2 separate regions of the Homo sapiens genome follow, and region 2 is linked to region 1. Evidence: read pairs that join two places in POLR2A ChIA-PET (ENCODE). Cell type or tissue: OCI-LY7. All regions are shown on one strand. Each heading gives the region's core, and the rest is flanking DNA. Links, peaks and the distances in the headings are about the cores only. Region 1 overlaps ZFAND3 (zinc finger AN1-type containing 3). Region 2 holds the start of MIR4462 (microRNA 4462).

Region 1 (4,393 bases), core at 183-4,182:
GCCCAAATAATTTTAATGTGACTTGCTTAGGTCATGTAGCTCCTAAGTATTAATGGGGTACAGACTTGATTTTGTTTGAGTCTAAAGACTTTAACCTTGCTTTTCTATCCCTTTACCATTTGGTCAGAATTTATCTAAGAGCAGATAGGTAAATTGTGTAATTTCTACTAACTTGTAATATGTACTTAACTTTAGGATTACCATTATTTTGATCCTGCAGGGCACAGCACAACTTGATTGGAACAGCCTTGGGCTGGAGTAAGGACTCTTAGTATAGTTCAGCCACTAGCTGTCTTGATGACTGTTTTGTTTTCTTTCCTTTTTCTCTTGTAAAGGCAAGGAACGGGTATGTGTGTTGGGAGTGGTTAGCTTTAAGGACAAAGAATGCATATTCTTTGAAAATAAGTAAAATCAAAGTTGCTACTAGAATGTACTATTCTTTGTGAATTCATCAATTTGTAAAAATTACTGGGAGAAAAAGCGTTTGGTAATACCTTTCAATACACTCTAACCATGAATCTATAAGGCTACAAGGAGCTTTCAGAAGAAAGCTAGCCAGACACTGAATCAAGGAGGGTTTTATCCTTCCGATAGGTTTTTATTCACAAAACCTCTCTAGAGAAGGAGCTATGCATGTGTGTGTAATATGTATTTTAAGGTAGACATTACCCCTTTTCATTGAAGACAGTTGATGTGATTGAAGTATTATTCCCAACAGCTTAGCATGAGACATTTAATAACATTTTAAGACATTTCAATAACAACATGGAAGTTTTATATTTTAAAAAGATTTGAGAGATCAAAAAATGATAAGTATATGAAGTAATGCATATGTTAATTAGCTTGATTTAGCCATTCCACAATGTGTATATATTTTGAAACAACATGTTGTGTATGACTATGTAATTTTTATTGGTCAACTTAAATAAGATTTGAAAGTTTTAGAATCTAGAATGTCCTGCCTCTAAGCTACCTGTAATCTGACTTTTTGGCATAGGCAAGGAAGAAACTTTTCATTTTGGCATGAGGAAAATATTCAAATGTAAGAGCAGTTTCATACACCTATAGACAAATGTCTTTTACTTGTCTGGAAAAATCCAGAACAATTCAAGAAGAAGAAATAGCTTTTACAAAAAAGTGATGTATAATAATTTAAGTGGTATTTCCGCTTCCTTACTCAGTTTAGTCTCTGATACGTCCTATCACTGTCTAAATTACTCCATTATTAGGGGAAAAGGCCAATTTTTAAAAGCAGGTTGGGTGCAGTGGTATGTGTATGTAGTCCCAGCTACTCGGGAGGCTGAGGCAGGAGGCTTGGTTGAGCCCAGGAGGTCAAAGCTGTAGGGCACTAAGATTGAGCCTGTGAATAACCACTGCACACCAACCTGAACAAAACAGTGAGATACCGTCTCTTTAAATCAAACAAACGAGACGAAACCAGGTTACTACTATTGACCAACTGTAGAAATCACTGGGTTCAGTATTCCTTTCTTTAAAAATGTATGATTCAACCCAGCAGTTCCAATACTAGTTATTGAAAATTCAAAACAGGTGTATAAAAAAGTACATATATGGCCAGGTGTGGGGGCTCACGTCTGTAATCCCAGTACTTTGGGAGGCCGAGGCGGGCAGATCATGAGGTCAGGAGATCAAGACCATCCTGGCTAACATGGTGAAACTGTCTCTACTAAAAAATACAAAGAATTAGCCAGGCTTAGTGGCTGGGTGCCTATAGTCCCAGCTACTTGGGAGGCCGAGGCAGGAGAATGGCATGAACCCGGGAGGTGGAGCTTGCAGTGAGCTGAGATGTGCCACTGCACTCCAGGCTGGGCGACAGAGCGAGACTCCGTCTCAAAAAAAAAAAAAAAAAGTACCTAAACGTGCATGTTTGTTGCAGCACTATTCACAATAGCCAGTAGGTGGCAGGCAGCAGCCTATTTCTTCCATTGGATGAATGATTAAATAAATGGTGGTATATCCATACAGTGGAATATTACTCTGCCATGAAAAGGTATGAAGTACAGATGATACATGCTACAACATGGACAAACCTCAAAAACATTTATGTCAAGTAAAAGAAACCAGACACAAGAGGTCACATATTATATGATTCTATTTGTATGAAATATGCAGAATAGGTAAGTCTGTAGAGGTAGACTCAGATTGGTGGTTACCAGGGGCAATAGGAGAGGGAATGGGGAGCAATTGCTTAATGAGTATGGGGATTCCTTTTGGGTTGATGAAAATGTTTTGGAACTAGAGAGAGGCAATGGTCAAACAAAGTTGTAAATGCACTAAATGCCACTGAGTTATTCACTTTAAAATGGTTTATTTTATGTTCTGTGAATTTCACTAAAGTAGAAAATACATATGTATTGTTCATTATTTCTCCTTTGGTTAAATCCTTTAATATATCTGGTATCCATTCACATGTCACATGATCATTCTGAGAGCTACTCTTCTCAGATTTCACATGTCTAGTAGATGTTAATATTGGATCCATTCATTACATTCCTTTGTTTTAGAAATATGTTTCCATTTTCTGACTCAGGGCTTAAGCTGCTGTAAAAATGGCAACATTAAAAATTCATTTTTCCTATAGGAATTCACAAGTCACATACTCTTATTAAGGGACATTACTCAGGAGAGACAAAGGTCTTTTTTTAGTCACATCAATACTTTTTCATAATTACTGGTGGTACTTTCACCTCTTAATTAGAAGTGGTGGTTTGTTTTTATCCCCCCTTTTTTAGGAGGCACAATATCCAAGTAATTTAAGTGGTATTTAAATGGTATGGAAGAAAAGATAATTTCTCTGAATTTTTATTTTTTTGAAACTTGTATTAACATCAGAGTCATTACTACAAAAAGTATACATGAAGATATTGAATCTTGTGAACTCCTTTTTTTTTGGTCTGTTTTGTTCTTAGTGAAATAGTTATGCTGAATTAGTGGTATTTATTACTATAAAACATTAGCCTTTAAACAGAAGACTAGTTTGGCAAATAGCTTGCTTACTCATCTTTTGGCCAGTCTCATTCATCCATACAGGGAATATTATTCAGAGATATAAAAGAATGAAGCACTGATACATGCCACAACATAGATGAATTTTGAAAACTTTCATGCTGTGTAAAAGGAGCCAGTCATGAAAGACTGTATGTTGTATGATTTCACTTATATGAAATGTCCAAAATAGGCAGATCTACAGGGACAGAAAGTAGATTGTTTTGCTTAGAGCTGCCGGTGGGAGTTGTCTGGAAAGTCGGAAGGGAATGAGTGGTCCTTGCTAAAGGGTACAGGGTTTCTTTCTGGGGTGATGAAAACAATCTAAAATTGGTTGTGATGCTTGCACAACTCTGTGAATATACTCTGCCTAAAACTATTGAACTATTGAATTGTACACCTTAGGTGAGTTTTATAATATGTAAATTGTATCTCAATAAAGCTGTTACAAAAATAACCTATTACTTAAAATATAAATTATTGACAAATTCTTTATCAGATCCATTTCTAAACCAAGTTCTTCAGCAAACCTCTTAATGTCTCTGTCCCCTAAATACACTTACATCCAGTTTATACTGGATCATTTTTATACTTGATATATTGTTTTATGACTTTTCTTCATAAATCCTGTTTCTCTAGTCCCAAGGTCCAGAACTACTCCTTCTTTTGCCGTCTGTTTTAGCACTGTGATCAGGAAAACACTAACTATATAAGGTCTCAGAGGATGATTACTTAGCCTTGACATTCTACATTACATTATGGATTCTGCTAGCATTTATTATTTGTATTACTTTAGGATTTTTTTTTTTTTTTTTTTTTTTTTTGAGACAAGAGTCTCACTCTGTCACCCAGGCTGGAGTGAAGTGGCAGGATTTCAGCTCACTGCAACCTCTGCCTCCAGGTTCAAGTGATTCTCGTGCCTCAGCCTCCCAAGTAGCTGGGTCTACAGGTGTGCACCCCCATGCCCCACTAATTTTTTGTATTTTTAGTGGAGATGGGGCTTCACCATGTTGCCCAGGCTGATCCTGAACTTCTGAGCTCAGGCAGTCCGCCCACCTTGGCCTCCCAAAGTGCTAGGATTACAGGCGTGAGCTACCACGCCCGGCCAATCCAATTTTAGGATCTTATGTGGTAGATATTATGGCTCTTTGCATTTTAATAACCAGAGAGAGAGAGAGAGAGAGAGAGTGTAATTTAATACTAGGTATCTCCCTCAAGGTTTGGGACACTATTTGGGAAGCAAATTTAGTTTTATTTCCTGCCTGCACATTAGCTAATTTACTCTTTACAGATGAAATTCCAGGTCTAAGTTTTTGAATCAATTAGTGTTTACTAAGTAAGGAATAGATTTACTGACTTTTTTTGGTGGGGGGAGGGCGGAACTAAG
Region 2 (4,393 bases), core at 226-4,225, 470 kb before region 1:
AAGCTCACTTTCTTCCTGGAAGGCACCTGAAGTTCTACCTTCTTCTAGAGAAGGGCCTCCAGGGAAGAGGTGGAAGCCGACCTTTCCGTGCCCCCAAAGTTAGAAAATGAAGCTAGACAGCGGGGCAGCCTGCGTGATGCCGGCCTGAGTCAGACTCATTAAGATTCCTTCTCAATCTACCCTGGGGTCCACAGGGCAAAGAGAAACCTGTGAACCATGCAGGCAACTGGGTTGAGAGAGAAAGATTGGCAGGGAGGGGGGAGAGAGGTGGAGGTGGGGAGGAAGACAGGTGGGGTGGCGGGGAGATGGAATGGGGAAGAGAGAGGGGGAGAGAGGCTGAGGACCCCAGGCCAGTGCGCCAGGTCTGGATTCTTTAGCCAGTCCATTCTAATGACAGCTCTTCAGTGCGCCCCTCCCTGCTTCCCCCCAGGAGCAAGGATAATTACTGGAGATAATGATCACTTAGGGGGCAGGGGGCACTTTTCATTAACCCCAGACCTGGTATCCAACTGCCCTTCCCGAGGAGTCTGCCCCTCACCCCATCCTGCAGGGCCCACTCCTGCTAGCCCCCACCTTGGGCCGTGCCACTGGCAAGTCCCTGTGCCTGTCTTCACCTTAATTCCTGGGTGAGTGACATTTAAGGGCAAGCTCTTCATTGGGCCATAACAATTTACAAGCCAGGCAGTGGTGGGTTGTTCTGAGGCCCGCGGGGAGCGGTGGCCCTTTATCATCTGCCGGGGCGAGGGGGCCAAGTGATGCATGGCTCCTCATTAAAGCCCCACCAACAACACCGGGGAAGTAAAACATTTTAGCAACCCATTCACTTTTCATTTCCCAAGCCACCCTCCGTGTCAGGAAAGCCACTCCTGACTTAGGGCAGCTGGGAAGCACAGAGGCCTTTACGTGTCTTATTTATATCTTCCCGTCCCTCCCTCGGGGCACTGTCTAGGGCAGGAAGCCAGCAGGGCTTCACGCCGCCATCCCCTTCATGCTCCCTGAGCTGCTCCCCATCTCGCCCCTGAGAACAGGCAACCCAGAACCATCTCTTGCTGGGGTTTACAAAGTGCTTTCATTCACCCACCGCATCTTCACTGAGCTCCTCAATCGCTCAAGGTCTGTCAGTAGTAAGTGCAGAGGCTGGATTTGAACTTGGGTATCTGGGGCACATTTAAAGCCAGACCTTCCCACAAAGAGGTGAGACCAAGCAGGGGGAGCTCAGGGGAGGTGACCTAGGGTTGGCCCTGAAGCCAGCAGGGGTGTGGAACGGGGATGCCCAGTGGCCCTCCCTGGGAGACAAGTCATTTTTGCAGGAGAAGGTGGGGTGGGTGGGGAGACGGAGTCACCGTTCTTTCTCATCTCAAGCTTCACTACTGTGAGGCTCTGAGATTTTCTCTTTCCATTTGTGCCTCTCTCTGGCTTGTCCTCTCTCCCCTGTCTTTTCTTTCTCTCCCTCACCACGCCCCTACTTCCTCCTTTTTGTCTGTCTCCATCTCTCGGGCATTTTCTAGAGAAACAACCCGGTGAGCTGGGAAGAGAAAGTGACGTGGCCTTGGCCTGCGAGCACCCAGCTTCACAGCCAGCTGTGCCACCGCCGGCTGAGTCTGGACATCTCTGAGCTTCTTCCGTTTCTCACGTGTAAAATGGGTCTAGGCCTGGCGTGGTGGCTCACGCCTGTAATCTCAGCACTCTCAAATGAGTATGGGACCCTGGAAAGTCCTGGAAGTCTCCTTCTTCTCGAGAACTTTTAACATCAAGAAAAGCCCTGGCTGGGCGCGGTGGCTCACACCTGTAATCCCAGCACTTAGGGAGGCCGAGGCGGGTGGATCACGTGGTCAAGAGATCGAGACCATCCTGGCTAACATGGTGAAACCCCGTCTCTACTAACAATACAAAAATTAGCTGGGTGTGGTGGCGAGTGCCTGTAATCCCAGCTACTCGGGAGGCTGACGCAGGAGAATCGCTTGAACCCGGGAGGCGGAGGTTGCAGTAAACTGAGACTGTGCCACTGCACTCCAGCCTCGGTGACAAGAGCGAAACTCTATCCCCAAAAACATAAAACATAAAAAATAGCTGTCTTTCATTTTCAACAGTGGCTGCAAAGATGAGAAGCCCAGCCCAGAAGAGGTATACAGTGGATGCTGGTACCGGAGGCAGACCTGGCCCACAGTCCGTTACAAATCCAGGCTCCTCTTTCCTCGGTGTGGAGTGTCTGGCTGAGAAGTAGCTGCCCAGCCAGGAACCCCATTTTTCAGAACCCTTTGTGTATATGTGGGGCCGAATTTCTAGTTCTCCCCTATGGACTCTGTGCAAGGCGTGGTGTGCTGCTTTCAGATGGAAGGATGAAGAATTGGTCTTTCCCTGTCTGGCGGCTGCACAAGGAGAAGTCAGAGGTCTTCAAGGGGGCAGAGCCAGAGGAGGGAGGGAGCCAGGGGAGGCCACCCTGACAGCAGTGCTGGCGCTGGACTGTGACTGAGCAGGAAATGAACTTTCACAGGCTGAGCCACTGAGATGGGGCTAGCCTCTTACAGCAGTGGCTTTACCTCTTCTTTTTTCCATCCCTCCCTGGCAACTGTCTTGATCCCCGTCCGGCTGTCCAGGCCTCATGATCTGGAGGGAGGGCGTCCCGTTCCCTCTGACCTAGGCCCTTGCCCTGACTCCACGGTGGGCCAGATGCGACCATCTTGGCCATCAGGCTCAGGGCAGACTGGGGCCTTCTTTCCAGGTGCCAAGCGCAGTCCCCACCTCAGTGGATGCTGACAGGACGCTCTGGTGGCCCAGGAGGTCTTGCTTAGTCATACGATCCTCTGTGGATTAGTGTATGGGGACCCAAGCCACATGGGACTTTAGAAATCCCCCTTTCCCTCAGGAGCACCCGGGGAAAGAGAAGCTACCATCCGTCAGTGCAGTTAGCCTCGGCCCCACATCCTCTCTGACCCTGGCTTTTGTCTTCCGGGGGCTCTGTGGGCCTCCTTGTGCAGCCTCCCCATGGTGCTGGGCTGGGGCCTCCTGCATTTTCATGGTTTCTGTGACCCTGCCTTCTCCCAAGGCCTCCCTTAACCTCTGCCTTGCTTCCCCTGACCTTTCCCTACCTCTCCCTGACTTCTCAGCTCTGTTCCCTGCAGCCCGCTCCAGGTCCTCCCTAGGGGATGCTGTGGCACAGACGCCTATGTCTTCCTCCGAATAGAAGCACAGCCAGAGACTCAAAGAGGTCATCTCCAGGGGTGAGCTTTCTCTTTGCCTCTGTCTTAGCAGAACATGAAGTCCCTGGAGGGAGACCATGGCAAATCGGATAAAAATCTCTCTGTGGCAGATTCACTTTCCTGGGATTAGCCCGACTCTCACGCTGGCCCTCCCCAGATGGACTCTGCCCTGAGTCATTGGTACCTGATGGCAGAGTGGGCGGCAGCTTTCCTCCCCTGATCTTCTCTCCCAGTCCCTGCCTCATCACCCTGAGTCCTCAGCACACTCTCTACCCCTGAGCCCACCCTCTCCCAACTTGAAGCTCCCGATCCTCTGCCACCAAACCATGACCCTGCCCTTCCTTCTGAACTCTGAGTGGCATTAATTGCCTCAAAACATTTCTTAGGCTAATCTCCCAGACTCTGGTCCCTGTACTCTTCTTTTGACAAGGCGAGGGCTCAGCTCCAATTATCCTGAGGCGGTGTTGAGGGGGTGGACATTGGAACAACTCTTCTGCCTCTAATCAGCTACCTGAGCAGCACAGGTGAGTGATTCACCTGAAGATTCTAAGCCAGCAGCATAGCCTCTGCTCTAAGGGACCTCATGCAGGAAACAGACAGACAAGGGCCGTGAAGTATTCTGGTACATGTGGTACTGTGAGGCCCAAAGGAGAATGGCCAGTTTCACTGGGGAGGGGCCGGGCTCAGCAAAAACCTCACTAAGAAGAGGGAGCATGGAGCTAAGTCTTGAAGGATGGCTAGGTGTTCAGTAAATGGAGGAGACAGCGGTGGGGAGGGTGTTTCAGACAGACGGCACAGCCACTGCAAGGCCCTGGAGGGAGCATTGAGTCCCACACATGGAAGGGCCAGAGGGAGGAGATGGGGAACAGACAGGGTGAGAGGGCCTTGCCTCCCTGCTGAGGGGTCTGGCCTTTATCCTGAGGGTGGTGGGAGCTGCTGAGGGAGTTAACCCAAGGAGTGACCTGATCAGATTCGTTGGTTTCCTCTGCCCCGAGGTCTTCTTACTTCTATCCCAACAACTGAGCTAGCCTCCCGCCCCCAGCTCGGGCCGGCACACCGTAGGTGCCCAGCATGAGTGCGTGGACACCACTCGTGTCTCTCACCATTGTCCCTAAAATCAAGCCCACAGTCCATGGAGGCTTGCCCTGCCAGCTCCTGAACAGCCGGCTGACCCACTCCGACGCCGCGGGCTC

What was found. ChIA-PET counts read pairs that join two places held together with the same protein. Peaks named below come from ENCODE experiments on the same cell type or tissue, not always from the same donor. Only the 100,000 strongest peaks of a DNase experiment are listed, where the experiment ranks them.
Region 2: POLR2A ChIA-PET joins it to region 1 with 5 read pairs; 1 of 35 experiments calls an interaction of 5 or more read pairs at or near these places.

The regions. Positions count from the first base shown.
Region 1 is chr6:38,022,618-38,027,010 of GRCh38, forward strand. All of the region lies in intron 2 of ZFAND3 (zinc finger AN1-type containing 3), which reads left to right. Among named protein-coding and RNA genes, the nearest start is that of ZFAND3, 210 kb to the left of the region's middle. In OCI-LY7, for the core only: a CTCF peak has its summit at 1,941 (motif pointing right); a DNase peak (open chromatin) is centred at 1,914.
Region 2 is chr6:37,554,535-37,558,927 of GRCh38, forward strand. MIR4462 (microRNA 4462) reads right to left here and starts at 888; the gene lies at 831-888. RefSeq lists enhancers at 1,475-1,564, 2,115-2,164, 2,275-2,374, 2,585-2,794. In OCI-LY7, for the core only: no CTCF peak of the experiment used is centred there; a DNase peak (open chromatin) is centred at 2,467.